Linked DNA regions of Homo sapiens: region 2 is linked to region 1. The links are chromatin loops, found by intact Hi-C in ENCODE. Cell type or tissue: CD14-positive monocyte. All regions are shown on one strand.

Region 1 (8,000 bases):
ATCCTATGTGGAGCCAACACACTCTCTAAGACAGGCAGTCGGGAGAAAGCCTAATGATTCTCACCTTGATCCAGAACAATGTGTAATAGCTGACCACATGACTTGGCATCATTAGTTCCAGAACATACAGTTCTATATTACTTCCCAGTTTCTTAACTCCTATTCACGTTGTCAACCACTCTGGAAAAGGCTCAAGCTTCCACCATTGCACAGGCTGCTCCTCTGCTGAGAACATTCCATAGACTTCTTCAGGCTAAGACTTACTCATTTTTTAGATATCAGCTAGGATGCCGTGTCCTCCAGAAAGACTCTCTGATCTCACTGAGCTCCCTGCTCTGAGTTCTCAGGGAATCACCTCATCATCCGCTGCAGGAGGCTATAAGTGACCTGCTGATTTGTCTGGATTCCCAGTAATATAAGACGCATTAGCACAAGAACTGTGTTTTTCATTGTTCAGGTCAGCAATAAACCCAAACCCTGGTACAATGGTTGATATGACATAAGCATTAAATAAATATTGGTTGGATGAATAAATGAATGAATGAAACATGCAGAAAACCGTAGCAAAAACTGTACCTGTCCCATAAACATCAGAGGCAGCTAGAAACATCAAAAGTGTTTGATCACTCAGAAAGGCCTAAATATCTAATTGACAATCTAATTAAAGAAGTGGCAGAGACATGTATTTTGAACTCTGTCTTCTCGGTGAAAGCGAAGTAGAGTCTAGGGGATTTTCAAACCCTATATGTAAATTCCTTTGATACCTTCGTAATGTCTGTCTATCTGCCTCCTCACCTCCACTGCCCCCAGACACACACACTTCTCCATATAACACATGACTCAGTACCTGGTGCACAGGCACTAAATACATATGAATAACCAACTGCACTTCTGCATTCCCCCACCAATCTTAACACTGCCTGTGGCAATAGCCATTTCAGCCAAGAACCAGTACTGAGCGTCCAGAACTCCAACCTTGATTTTGTGATGTATTTTAAGAAATACTATGGTTCATTCTTATACTTTACTTTAGTCCTCAAAACTATGCTGATTTTTTTCCCCAACAATTCTTACTCCTTCTCAGAACGCACCACAACACCTGATGACAAGAATTGGGCCAAGAATACAGCAATCCACAAAGTCTTGTGGCCTTGACGCCCCTTCTTGGGAGAGCTGGAAAGCAGCCATGGTACTGCCAGCTGAGCAACCCGACCTGGGAATGTATCTGCCCCTGAAGTGTGATTTCTCACCTGTGTTCATGTGACCACTGGGATGTGGCCTTTCTACAAGGTGCTTTCATACCACCTGGCTTCCTTCTTAAATACTGCTCATTCCAAGCATTTCTTGGGATGGAACTTCCTCAGCACATATGTCGGGTTTATCTCTAACCTGGGCCAACCTGTGTTTTCATTAAAAACACATAATTTAGAAGAGCAGGCAGATTAACACCTGATCTTTACTCAATATTATAAACCTCACACATCCCAACACAGAGGATAACCATCGGGGTGCCCTAACACTCAGTAAATGCCAAGTGGCCCACGGCAGGCCTTGGCTAAGGATGGTTCATCCACTTCATTATCAGGAAAATGCTGTGGTTCTCCCCTGCTGCTAGGTATGTGTTCATGGTTCTCTATGCAGGCCACTGATTTTTTTTCCCACATATGTATTTTGGGGAATTTGAAGCTAACGAGGAAGCCAGATGTGGTGCCTGAGCTAACACTTCCACGTGTATTTGTTCCTAATATCTAAGAACCAACATAAGAATAGGCTATGAAATGCTTAAATAGATGGAAAAGTCATGAGACCAGGGAAGAGTAAGAAAACCTGACAGAGTTTAACTTCTCTTATTCTTGGTTATTACCTGAATTTTTATTTTTAAACTACAAAGCTTAAAATTCATGAATAATACAGGAAATCTGTAAAATGCCATTTTTCAGGAATAAGCAGGACATTAAAATGCAAATTGCAGTTCTACACACAGCGGTACTCAACGTGACAAATTAAGCTCTTCCTATTCCTTGTCTTGACATTTGCCTTCAAGATGTTTGTTCAATGTAGAGAGAAAGCAAGAGGGCAAGAGGGAGAATCAGACAGGATGAGTGGTGATACCTCCAGGAGACCAGCCCCATGTAAGAGGTGCCCAAGGCATGAAAGGTCTTCATGGACGCCTTCCTCTCTGGCACAATACGTGGGAAAAAATCATCGTCTGCGTTACTGCATTTTCTCAGGAAGATCTTCTTAGGAAAATGGCATACTTTAATAATAAGATACCTCTTTAGAATGAGTAGGACAGAAATCTAGAAGAAAGTGAGTAAACTAGAAAGCTTCTGAGCTCCTGTTAGACCCTTACTTCCACACATCACTCACTCAGGTAGATTCACAAAGCCATCCTCTAACCGTGCCTTATTCATTCAACATATTTACTAAAGAGGAGGGCCTACTATGTGCCAGACACACTGGGGATACATCAGTAAATAATAAGACAAACCGCTGGGCACAGTGGGTCACGCCTGTAATCCCAGCACTTTGGGAGGCCAAGGTGGGTGGATCACAAGGTCAGGAGTTCAAGACCATCCTGGGCAATATGGTGAAACCCCGTCTCTATTAAAAATACAAAAATTAGCTGTGTGTGGTGGCACGCACCTGTACTCCCAGCTACTCGGGAGACAGAGACAGGAGAATCACTTGAACCCAGGAGGCAGAGGTTGCAGTGAGGGAGATGGGATCACGCCACTGCACTCCAGCCTGGGTTATGGAGCAAGACTCCATCTCAAAAAAAATAAAAATAAAAAAAATAATAAGACAAAGCTCACTACCTTCACTGGACTTACGTGCTGGTAGCTGTGGGTGGGGATTTACGTCAGCTATAGTGCTAAGTGCTTTACATATTTAACTCATGTAATCCTCACACCAGCCATATGAAGGAGGTAATATTATCATTCATATTTTAGAGATGAGAAATTGTAAATGAATGAGGAATTGTAAATGAAATGTGAATATTACTATTCACATTTTACAGATGACAAAGCTGAGGCACAAAGAAGTGAAGTAATTTAGCTAGTAAACTAGCAAATGAACAAGCTGGGATGTGAAACCAGGGACTCTGTCTCCAGAATGCGCATGTTAAACCACTTTATTAGACTGCCTCTCTTATGACCTCTTCCGCTTGCTCCCTTGCTATTTCTGTATAACAATAAGAGTATATTCTCCCAAAGTCAGGATCTGAGGCCTAGTTGTCTTCGTAACCCACTACTCACAACCCCTGTAGGGTCCGGTTCGTAAGTGTTAAATAGATATTAAATAAATGATTTGCCTTTGATTATTAAATTACCCTTACCCTGAGCCGGAGCTGCAACAGTGGGTGTTAGCACCATCTAGTGGAGAAAGGCCTGGCAAGGAAGACTGCCATTATGGAATGGTTGACAGCCAGCAAGGGATTATAGCAATTACCTGGGTAACTCAGGTAAACATCTTCATGTAGGTGCTTTGCCATCATTCTGCAGACCTCTGACAGCTGATCTGATAACCCCCCAGATTTACCAAAAACGAAACACCTAGTACATAAACAGTATTCCAAGCCCAAAATAGATCCAGCTTTGGTATTTTTAAGGAATTACCAAAGAACACTTTAAACGGAGCTCTTCTGGAAAATCCATGATTATGGTCACAATACAATAGGGATGATCTCAACTTCTTACAGGAAAGGCCTACATATATACATCTACAAATAACTGCACTAAACTTGTTAAAGCAAATAAGATCAATCATTCGGAGACCAAGAATTAGAATGGATCCAGATATAAAGCTTAAAAGAAAATGGTTATTCCTAATCCCTACAGCTACTGGAACTCAACTCTCTTTGCACATTCTTTTACTAAATATTAGCTAATTGTGATATCAATGTATCAGTATGACATAAGATTAAACAATGGCTCTACCTATACTTTGTTTAGAGTAAAACAAAACAAAAATTTTGAATGTACTTCATATAAGACCTCTTAGAAAAACAAGAAAAATAAAGGAGCATTTTATTTCAGTTAGTCATGTTTAGTTACTTTTCCCCTTTGACAAAAAGCAAAGAAAAACAGAAGAGAGGAGGTTGATGAAAAAATTCAGGGAAATAGAGTAACAGGCCAAAGTGGAGAAGACAGAAAGTGTCTGCACTTCTAGTCCCCACTTCATAGCCTAGCAAACTCCTATTTATCCCTTAAGACCTTGCTCAAGTGTCACCTCTACTGTAAGGTCCTTCCTATCTGCACCCCACCCCAGCTACTTACTCCCATTATCGCGATCCCCTAGCACTTGATCCATAACACTATGATGCAATATAATGTTATATTGTCATCGTGCACCAACTTATCCTTCTTCAACAGAGATGATGGGGACTTTCTTAAGTTTCTCAGTATATCTACTGGCTAACTGACTACTGAAACCAGAAGTAAATAATGATCCTTTGAAACAAATACCATTTCCTTCCTCCTTCTATGCTCTGCATTGTTATACCACAAAAAGCTCCTGAAAGTAGCATAAATTCTCAAGCAATTCTCAAGGCCTCTGCTTTGACTCTTTTGTGATTTTTTTTGCCTACATGGTCTTCACAACTAGTCTTCTCAAGACACAAAATCAACAATCATTGAAGTGTAAAGAAGAAAAAATAACAAGGTCTCTGGTTTTAAATGCTATTTTTTTCTCTTCTGCCCACAATAAAACTGTGTCAGGAGGGATATGCCACACACACATCAGTGCATCTGCCTGAACTGAAAAGAAGGTGGAAAGGTTCACTGGGAAAATCAAATGTTCTTTATAAATCCAAGTGCCGAGACATGATCTGTTTCTTTAAATGCTGTTAGCAAATGTACTGCTGAAGGTTAACAGACAATTAAGAATCATCATAGTTCTATGAAAATGATAAACAAAACAGAAAGATCAGCCTTTCGTGATTGCATAAAATCAGCCACAATCAAACAAAAAAAAATCACTAGGGAAAGCACTGCACTTGCTGAATGCATTATGATGGTATACTGTCTGTGGTGGCTAAACATTTGGATTTGGGGAGGTCCAGAGCGCCAGATTTCAAATCCATGTTCTGCAGTGGATAAGCTGGGTGACCTTGAACATATTATGTAATCTCTTTATGCCTCAGTTTTCTTATCTGTAAAATGGAAATAATAATAGTACCATCCTGGGTTTGTTATGAGCAGAGTGCCTAGCATGCAAAAAGCGTTCCATAAAGATTCATTCATTTCATTATTTCATTTCATTTTTTCAAGAAAATATCTACTTAGTGCACACCCTACACATTGTACTGGAAACTTTCATATACATCATCGCAGTTCAAATCTAGAAAAATGAAAGAGTTAGACACAATGTACCTTCCCAGTGCTAACATCCTTTTATCCTAGTCATGTGGAATGAAAATGTGTTTCCAGGGTTCAGCAAACATTTGATTCAAGTTTCATTGCTAAACATATTAATCATTTTTAAAACTGGAATAAAAAGTATTACCCACACTTGAGTTCTTTATCAAATTTTAATACAAGGGAGACCCCAAATGACTTAATTTGTGCTGCCTGGTTAACTTTGCTTTTTTCTGGAGCCCTCAAAATAAAACTTTGCAGTGGATATATTTGAACTCCTTAAAAATGTGACACCGATTAACAAGACTGCAGGTCTTTTTCTGTTTTGATTTGTTCTTTTAATTCAGACCTGTATATGTCTATTCACATAAAATCATACAAGTGAATACAATCCTCTGGCATTTGTGTGTTCCACTCAATTAAGTGACAGGATACATTCATATGGTATTTTCTGCCAAACGGTGACAAATTAAACTAGCTGATGAATCCGTTAATTGACTCTCTAAACTGAACATTTAACAATTAATAACTGCATGCACTTGTTACTTGCTGTGATTTTAATTTGAAACAAGCATTTCCTAGCCTTTTGAGCTACTGTTTCAGTTAAATTGAAGAAGAAGCTATTTAAAAATACTGTATCAGTTACACTAAAGAGCAAGCTATTTTAAAAAATACTGCCATTTGTAACTACTCATCCATGTAAATCTAGATTTTCTCAATATTATGCAGAGAGAGAGAGAGAAAGGGAGATTGAGGGAGAGGAAAAGACAGAAAAAGAGAGTAAGAGAGAGAGAAAATTACATTGGATGCTTAGACTGATGTGACTACAACTGTCTTCCATAAACAACAATTTCACAGGAAGTTTGTTAAATCAGCCTCATTGCTCTTTTGAATGGCAGTAAGAATCAAATCTCACAAATTTGAACTAATAAATTCATACAAATAAAACACTCCCCTTCATCTCTTCCATATATTTTTATCAATCCTACATATATATTTCATTTTGAAAAGGGGCAGGGTTCAGAAAACTTTGTCCTAAGCCCTTCTCTATTGTGAGAAATTACCATGGGCCAGTAACTGTTATAATTTCTAGGTGGGACACAAACTCAAAAAAATTATCAAATACCTGAACACAAGAAGGTTTACATTTAGAGAATACAGATATATATATATATTTAGAATGAGACAAATGTGGAAAGTGCCATCAAAGTGTATGTGTGTATGTACACATAAATAATGTATATTATACACAATACCTAAAGCAGTGAGGGGGAGTTAGATTGGGGGTGAGTAATTTCAACTGGGAAGTTAAAGAAAGGTTATATGGATAACCTAATACTGAAGTTGCACATTGAACACTGAACAGAATTCAACAAGAGGACTAAGTGTAAAAGACCACAGAAAGATTCAGAGGTAGGAGATTGAAAATGTTCAAAAAAGATGAGTGCCCCAGGTGTATGTAAGCATTTTAGTTTGTGTGCATTGAAGGGGGAAGAGGAGCGGGCAATGGCAAGGCTAGCCTAAATTAAAATGTCATAGCCCCCAAAATTGCACTTAGAATAAACACATATACTATGTCAAATGAGCCCAGAGAAGAATTTTTAAGGTTAATTGTGTTTATGATCCCTCCAAGTGTTTTATTTCACTTGGATACGATTACAATTTCTAGTAAGTTGAAGCTGAATAATTTTCCATTTTATCACTATCATCTTTCTTAACAATTTCTCACAAACATGAAAATTATTCCATTATTTGACAGGGGTTTTGGCTCCTCAAGTATGAAATATCTAGGCACAGCTGTTTCTTACAGTTCTTTGGGATTTACCTGGGAAATCTCCAAATCTGTTTTCAGTATACTACAAAAAGACATCAGGAAATTAAAGAGCAGTAAAAAGAGCAGAAAATCTTGTGGCTCAAACTCCTCGTTTTCAGAAGCATTTACCACGCAGAAAGATTAGGTGACTCTGTTGCAAGGATGAAATAAAACAGAGTATGAAGCCACTTTATCAAAAACATGAAAAATTTTAAAAACTGTTCACACAAGTTCATTATACAATCTCTGAATGACAAAAACATAATTATGAATCCATGAATCAAATTTTCAAATTTCTTGCCTTCCAGTCCAACATCACCCATGTATAAGGCAAAGTAGTGCGAGTTAAAAATAAGATAACAACAAGTTTATAGTTCTAAAGCCTTCAGCGTCTAATTGGGTAAATGAAGAATACAGCCTGTAATAGGACTCTTTTGGGTTTGTTTGTGGGTTTTCATTGTTTTGTTGGGGTTTTTTTGTTTTGTTTTTGGTTTGGTTTTTTTTGGCTGCAGCTATACCAGCAGGAATTAATCATAATTCTTGATTTATAGCATATTATAAACATATCTTTTTCATAGGATTTTTCAATGGTTACACTTTTAAATATATATATTTCAACTGTACATTATATATATACACAAGAGAGCTTTTTTATAAGTTGTAAAGAGATTATGGATGGTCCCTAACTAACTACGGCTTGACTTACCATTTTTCAACTTTACCATTCGGTATGCTCCTCAACTTACAATGGGGTTACATGTGGATAAAACTATCATAAGTTGAAAATATCATTACATTGAAAATATACTTTCAGCTTTCCATTTTTA
Region 2 (8,000 bases), 54 kb after region 1:
CAGTCCAAGCTACGATTACCTCTTGCCTTGACTAACGTAGAAGCCTTCCCATTGGTCTCCAAGTTTTCATTCTCACCCTCCTCCATTTCATTCTCCACAAAGTAACCACAATGAACCATTAAAATTAAAAGCCAGACCATTTCACCCTATGTTTCAAAGTCTCCAGTGGTTCTGCCGCACTTAGAATAAAGTCCAAACTCTTTACCTGGTCTGAATCCCAATATAATTTGCAACACTTCTCTAATCTCATCTCCTTCCAGGTTTTCCTTTTGTCTCTCTCCTCCAATCACACTGGCCCAGGGCCTTTCTGCCAGCTGCTGCCTTTGCCTAGAAAGTTCTTTTTCCTGATCTTCACACAGCTGGCTCCTTCATGTCATTTACATCTCAGTTACATGTCACCTCCTCAGAAAGGCCCTCCATGATCACCCACTCTTACACATTGCCCTATTTTAATTGTGCGTGATACTTATTACTAACAAATTAATGTGTGTGTGTGTGTTTTAACTTATCTGTTTCTTATCTACCTGTTTATTCTTACTAGAATATAAGATCCTAGAGAGCAAAGGTGTTATTTGCCTTGCTTATGATAAGGAAGACTAACCAACATAGATTAGGTAGTCAATAAATATTAAAAAAGCAAAAAGATAAATCCTGTATAACTCACATAATAAGAAAAGGCAATTTTATTATGCTAAGGAGTTGCTAATAAAGGGCTATCACCTTTGTGGCCCAGAAAAGAAGCTCAATTAGTAGGGGCCTGTGGAACTCAGAAAACTATCAAATGAAAAATTGTAAGACAATCCTTTCATCAGTATGAAAGAATTTTCAAAGACTTCTACTGAAAATAGCAGAGACTTTTCAATCCAAACATACAGAATATACATTTCCCGGAATATAATTCTGAAATATTCAGGCAACTGGACCAGATTGATTATGGATGGATTGGAGCATGCCTTTTAAGTCTCCCCATGTTTGACCATAAATATTGATAGCCCCTTTTTGGTAGATGGTTCTGCCTCATGTTCCAGATGAAAAAAAAACCATTTAAAAGGAAGAAAGCTATGTAGCTGCCTCTCTTTTAGAGAATGGAATATGTTATAAGCATGCCCAGAAAAACAGAATACTCAGGGATTTGAATCAGAACAGAGGCCATGATGAAAGTGATAATACAAACTGGATAAATGGGTGAAATAAAGCTCCCCAAACAGATGCACTAGAGATAGTCCCCAATCCCAGATTTACTTTAACACGCAACATCAGAAGAGTGAGCACTTAGGTTTGATCTAGGAGCCATCATTTTGCAGGGGTCCTTAAGAAGTCTTCAGGCACAAAAAGGCTGTTGGAAAACAGACCAGAGAATACCAGGGTTTTTATTGACAGAAGTGCTAATAAAACAACACAATTGTTTGCAACCAGAAGCTAAATGACTCATATCTCTTTCAAGAAAGGTCCTATCACACAGGAATTGACTGTAAAGCAGTATCTATAACCTAACTTTCAAAAGCTCTAAATTTTCTGACATGAATGAAATAGTCTTAATTTACCCTCAACTAGATAACATGTTAAGGATGGGAATGTGTCTTTATCCACTTTTGTATCCTCATAGTTCTTAAATATCTAGTAGGCAAGCAGTAACAGTTTGCTTATTAAATAAATCTCACCACCACCATCTTCTCTAACTTGGTTTGCATGCAATCATCTTTTCCTCTCTCCTCTCCATCTCTCCATCTGTCTGTCTCTCCATCTGTTTCTCTCTCTCTCTCTCACACACACACACACACACACACACACACACACACACATCTGGCCTCTCTGTTAGAGCTCACTGCTTAGATTCTATCTTAAATCTGTGAAGGACTAGATCTGATAGTCCATAATACCTTAATTGTCATCGTAACCCAAAATCTAACTGATGGCAGGGAGTGACAGCAGCTTTCTCATCTGTAAAATGGGGATAATAAAAGTGCCTGGAATGACACTGGAAAGGAGTAAAGCCAAGTGATCAGATAGGCTGCTTCATTCTCCTACCCCAAACATGCAGAAAACTTAGCTGCAGTATGCAATGCAAGTGTCCTCAACACCCAACACTTACAGCAGCCACCGCAACCAAGAGAAGGGAATCCTGTGTGACACAGGCATGGAGTTTGTCTTGTTCTTTCAACTCCTTCAACTTTTAAGAACTGTTCAAATTTTTCTTAGAGACCTGACTCCTCTATTCACAACAATATGTTCCTTACTAGAGAAGCATAATATTAACACAACAACACTACTAATAAGTGTAACAGCTCACATTTATCAGCACAATTGGTGTTAGCCAGGCATGCAACAAAAGACTTCACCTACACCAACCCAATTAACTATCACAAACCTATGAGGAAGGCATTAGTATTACCTATGTCATAGATGACTATCCTGAAACTCAAAGAAGTTAAATAATGTCTACATGGCCACAGAACTACAAATGTCAAATTTGGGACCTGAACTCAGGTCTGTTGACTCCAAGGCCTGGGCAGTATTCATCTTTAACTTGTTCATCCTTATCCCCAGCATTAAGTACAGTCCCTGACACTGGTCAAAGCTTTAAGCCTCAAATCTAGGCACCAACAATTGCTTAGAAGCAAGCAGTCTAAGAGCACAGACCATGAAACAGAAAAAGAGCCATGGCTTCAAGTCCCAGACTGGTCACTTATTAGTTCTGCAACCTTAGGCATATTTGTCAACCTCTCGGAGCCTCAGCTTTCTCATCTGTAAAACAGCGATAATAAAAGTGCCTTCAATAGGACACTTAGTATCTTGAGTAATGCACAGTTAAGACTACTTACAGGTCCACAATTTCTTAACCATAAATCTAAAGCCTGAAAAGCTCTGAAATCAGACCTTGTTCTTAAAACTGGTTGTATTAATTTCTATTGGTACTATAACAAGTTCCCACAAACTCAGTGGCTTAAAACAACAAAAATTTTTTATCCCGCAGTTCTGTAGGTCAGAAGTCAAATGTGGGTCCCTGGACTAAAATCAAGGTGTCTACAGGCTGTGTTCCTTTCTGGAGACTCTAGAGAGGATTCATTTCATCACCTTTTCCGTCTTTTAGAGGCTTCTCCCATTCTTTGGCTCATGGCCCCCTTCCATTCTGAAATACCTCTGATCCTAAGGGTTTTAGATGAGACTATAAATTTATATTCTAATAATTATTATTAACATCATCTTCTTCTCTGAAAGGCAAGAGAAAATGGTCCATGGTCGACATGGTTCATAAATCATGTTCACAAAGCCAGTGCCCCCTTGAGCCTTGGAAGACCCTGCTGGCCGGGCGTGATGGCTCACACCTGTAATCTCAGCAATTTGGGAGGCCAAAGTTGGCTGATCACTTGAAGCTAGGAGCTCAAGACCAGCCTGGCCATCATGGTGAAAACTCATCTCTACTAAAAATACAAAAATTAGCCAGGCGTGATGGTGCACGACTGTAATCGCAGCTACTTGGAAGGCTGAGGCAGAAGAATCATTTGAACCCAGGAGACAGAGGTTGCAGTGAGCCGAGATCATGCCACTTCACTTCAGCCTGGGCATAGAGCAAGACTCTGTCTCAAAGAAAAACAAAAACAAAAACAACAACAACAACAACAAAAAAGATCCTGTTATGGTTTGAATGTATATGTCCCTCAAAAATTCATATATTGGAACTTGAACCTCAATGTGATAGTATTAAGAGGCAGACTTTTGGGAGGTGATTAAGTCATGAGGTTAGAGCCCTCATGGATGGGATTAGCAACCTCATAAAAGGGCTGGAGTAAATTTGCTAGGCCCTTTTGCCCTCTGTTCTTTTTGCCACATGACGATGCAGCAACAAGGCACCATCTTGCAAGCAGTCTTTACCAGACATGGAACTTGACTGTGCCTTGATCTTGGACTTCCCAGCCTCTAGAACTGTGAGAAACAAATTTCTGTTGTTTATAAATTACCCAGTCTTGGGTATTTTGTTATAGCAGCATGAAGGGGTAAGACAGATCTGGAGTCAGACATTCCTCATGGCCAAACCTGATACCACTCCTTTCTTGCTGTGTACTCCTAACCTCTATCAGCCTCCCTGTCCTCATCACCCAGGAGTAGGGGTGGGGGTGTGAGTGTGCCCACAGAGTGGTCATGGGGATTAAATGAGATGAATCATGCATAGCCCTTGGCACCCAACAATGGGATTGCTACTGTCAGTTCCTATGCTCCTCTACTTGGGTATTGCCTTCATGGCTGACACCCATGGCTTTCTTTCTGGGATGTGTGGCCTTCATCAAAAATGTGTTTATTTAGTGAAAAAAAAAAAAGGACCCTGAGATTTTCATTTAATTTTGCCTATGTTCTCACACTGCTCCATAGCACAGCACTGATGATACTAAAAAGCTAACTCCTGGATCTAAGCTGCTAAGACCTTCACATCACTGGCAGCTTTGCTAATGTCGGTGTTCTGCAGAACAGGAAGTAACTCACCAGCCTACTATGTTCTCATGAGGCCATCCCTTGGGACTGTCCCACTGCCTCTACACTGCTTCTGTTTTCACCAGACATCTCCTGATCCTAACTTGGTTTCTCAAGTAAACTTCTCCACTGCCACCAAGAGGAATGTCTTATAGGAAGCTGCAGAATAAGAAGTCAAGGCCACATGTGTGGATTTGAGAATCAGAGGCACCATTCCCTTTTTTCTTCCCTTTCTTCCCTCCTTCCCTCCTTTTTTTTCCTTCCTTCCTACTTCCTTCCCTCCTTTTTTTTTCTTTTGTTCCTTCTTCCTTCCCTCCCTCCCTTCCTTCCGCAGTCAATCCACAAAGATTAACTGAACACCTACCAAGTACAAAGTACTATGCCAACAGGCTGGCAATACAGTCTTCAAGATAAGCCTGGGTCATGCTATGCAGAGTGTACAGATGATCCCATAAATCATGACTTTATTACAGTTAATTTTACAAACCATTAATTACAAATTGAGGTGAGAATTAGGAAGAAAAAGTGCAAGGTGTTAAAAGACTGTTTAAGATAGTCAGGGGATTCTAGAAATGTGTCATGACCTAGTAATATCTAATCAAGGACCTGCCTGAAGAGTGATAAAAATTACCCAGCTAAAGAGCTAGAAGAATATTCCAGGGGAGACATGAATAGATGTGTGAAGACCCAGTGTCAAGGAACTGAAAGAAGACCAGAATTGCCAAAATACGGGGAGGAGAGGCAGTATGGTACATGACTGGTTAGTTGGTGGTAGGTAGGAAGAAAGGAAGGAAAGGTGGGAGAAAAGAAAGGGGGAAAGAAGGAAAGGTGGAAGAAAAGAAAGGGGGAAAGAAGGAAAGGAGGGAAAGAATTAAATGGGACCAAATCAAATCTGGAGCAGAAGCTGGCAAGCTCCAGTAAGACCAAATCTGGTCCCAGTCTGTTTTTGTATGGCCCCCAGCTAAGAATGGTCTTTGTATTTTTAAGTAGTTGAAAAAAATCAAAGAGAAGAATGCTATTTTATGACATGTTAAAATTATATCAAATTCAGTTTTCTGTATCCATAAATAAAGCTTTATTGGAACACAGCCACACCCACACATTTGCATATTATCTATGGCTGCTTTCATGCTACAGTGGCAGAGTTGAGGAGTTGCAACAGAGACCTTACAGTCCACAAGCTTAAAATATTTACTGTCTATACCTTTACAGAAAAAAAGTGTTTGCCAACCCCTGATTTAGTGAGATTGGCAGAGGCCAGATCATATAATATTTTAGGTCACATTAAAGATTTACTATCTTATCCCAAGACCAGGAGAACCCAATAAATAGTTTGAACTGGAGAACAGCATGACCCAGTAGTGCCCAAACCTATCTGCACATTAGACTAGGGAGCTTCAAAAAATATGGATGCATGAGTCCCACTTCCAGATATTATGAATTAATTAGTCTTGGTATGGCCAGTGCTTTGGAATTTTGAGGGGATTCCTAGGTGACTCTGGTATGCAGATGAGTTTGGGAACCATGGATATAATCACATTTTTATGTTTTAAAGATCAGTCTGGCCGGGCGCAGTGGCTTATGCCTGTAATCCCAGCACTTTGGGAGGCAGAGGCAGGCGGATCATGAGGTCAGGAGATCGAGACCATCCTGGCTAACACAGTGAAACCCCGCCTCTACTAAAAATACAAAAAAAATTAGCCGGGCGTGGTGGTGGGAGCCTGTAGTCCCAGCTACTCGGGAGGCTGAGGCAGGAGAATGGCATGAACCCGGGAGGCGTAGCTTGCAGTGAGCCGAGATTGTGCCACTGCACTCCAGCCTGGGCAACAGAATGAGACTCCGTCTCAAAAAAAAAAAAAAAAAAAAAAAAAAAAAAAAAAAAAAGATCAGTCTGGCTCAGGGGTTCTCACTCTGGCTGCACATTGGGATCATCTGGAGGATATTTTCAAATATACTGATGTGACGCCCAGGCCCATCTGGCATCAATTAAATAAGAATCTCTAGGGGGTCTCCCCAAGCACTGGTATAAAGTTGCCCAGGTGATTCTAACATGCAGCCAGGGTTGTGCACCCCGCATTAACAGGGGCCAAGGATGAAGACCCAGAGACCCCCAAGAGGCTACTGTGAGTGCCCAACTGAAAGATGATAGGGGCTGAAGTTGAGTTGCTGGGGGTAGGGGGCTGTGTAGGCACAATCAGGAGGACTTGGTGATCAGTAAGTGACAGTGGAAAGCTGAAGTGGAAAGTTTCAAAAACGATACTCAAATGTCTAGCAAATCAACTGGGTGCAAACTGATGGCACTTTTTGGGATGGGAACCTTGGACGAGGAACAAGGTGCGGAAGTAAGAGCACTATTTCTGTTCTGATGTAGTGTTGAAAAGGAGGGTGTCTTCGGAGAGTTGGCCAGAATAAAGCTGTAAGGGACTGCAATCAAATGATAAAGAGCCTTGAATGCTATCCTAACAATATCCTCCTCATATAGCAGGCAATGGCTACAATGACGTAGTGAAATACGTATGACCTTTGGATTCAGACACTGTTCCAGTCACATACAATGTATGTGAGCTTCCTCAGCTTCCTCACCTATAGCATGGCATTAAAAGTGTTCATATATGTCTTGTTCATCTTTGACCAGCAGAGTCACTCAACGACAGACACTCGAAAAACACCCTCACAAGGATATTGTAAAGATTCTATGAGATACCATGTGTCAAGTGTCTAGAAACCTAAGTAGCACAAAACGCATTCATAAAATGGTAGTGTTATCCCTGAAGGGTTTCCAAAGAAGCATGACCCAGTGACACTCTCACAATGAAGTTTTAGAAAGTGTAGGTGGTGCCCCAGTGGTCACCGCCCTGCATCTGGAGACTTCCTGGCACTGCACATGATGGCTGGCCTCCAAGAAGACCACCGCCTGCATGGGATGGCCACCCTTGGTGCCCAGAAGCCATGAGCTTTCCCCCTGGACCCTTCACTCCGTGATCTTCTGCCCAAGAATTTTGTTTCCATGGTACCTCACCCTCTGTTCCAATGCCACCCAAGATTCTGTGGCTGACCAGCACTTCAGACACATTGTTCTCTTTTGCCTGTTCTCAAAATAGAATCATATGCCAAGGTGGAAAAAAAAAGTGTATATAAACATCTGTGGGAAGGATGGGTGACAGGGAGAAGAAATGTGTACAAGTTGAGTATCCCTGATCCAAAATGCTTAGAATCTTTTTTATATTTTGAAATATGTGCATATACATAATAAAATATCTTGAGGATGGGACCTAAGTCTAAACACAAAATTCATTTATGTTCTATATTTACCTTGTACCCAAAAATCAAAATATTTATCAGTGAAATGATATGAAGTAATCTTATACAATATTCTAAATAATTTTGTGTGCCCATCACATGAGGTCAGGTGTGAAATTTTCTACCTGTGGCATCATGTCAGTACTCAAAGATTCTAATCTTGGAGCATTTTGGGTTTCAGACTTTCAGATCAGGGATGCCCAATTTGTACTAGGTTTAGCAGTTGAGATTAA

What was found. Hi-C counts contacts between places; a loop is a spot of excess contacts. Peaks named below come from ENCODE experiments on the same cell type or tissue, not always from the same donor. Only the 100,000 strongest peaks of a DNase experiment are listed, where the experiment ranks them.
Region 2: it touches region 1 in a loop (4-fold over the local background); 4 of 110 quality-filtered maps call a loop at or near these places.

The regions. Positions count from the first base shown.
Region 1 is chr10:90,784,717-90,792,716 of GRCh38, forward strand. The region is part of intron 1 of HTR7 (5-hydroxytryptamine receptor 7); the gene reads right to left. Among named protein-coding and RNA genes, the nearest start is that of HTR7, 69 kb to the right of the region's middle. In CD14-positive monocyte, CTCF peaks have their summits at 3,383 (motif pointing left) and 3,584; a DNase peak (open chromatin) is centred at 4,385.
Region 2 is chr10:90,838,414-90,846,413 of GRCh38, forward strand. The region is part of intron 1 of HTR7 (5-hydroxytryptamine receptor 7); the gene reads right to left. Among named protein-coding and RNA genes, the nearest start is that of HTR7, 16 kb to the right of the region's middle. In CD14-positive monocyte, no CTCF peak of the experiment used is centred here; no DNase peak of the experiment used is centred here.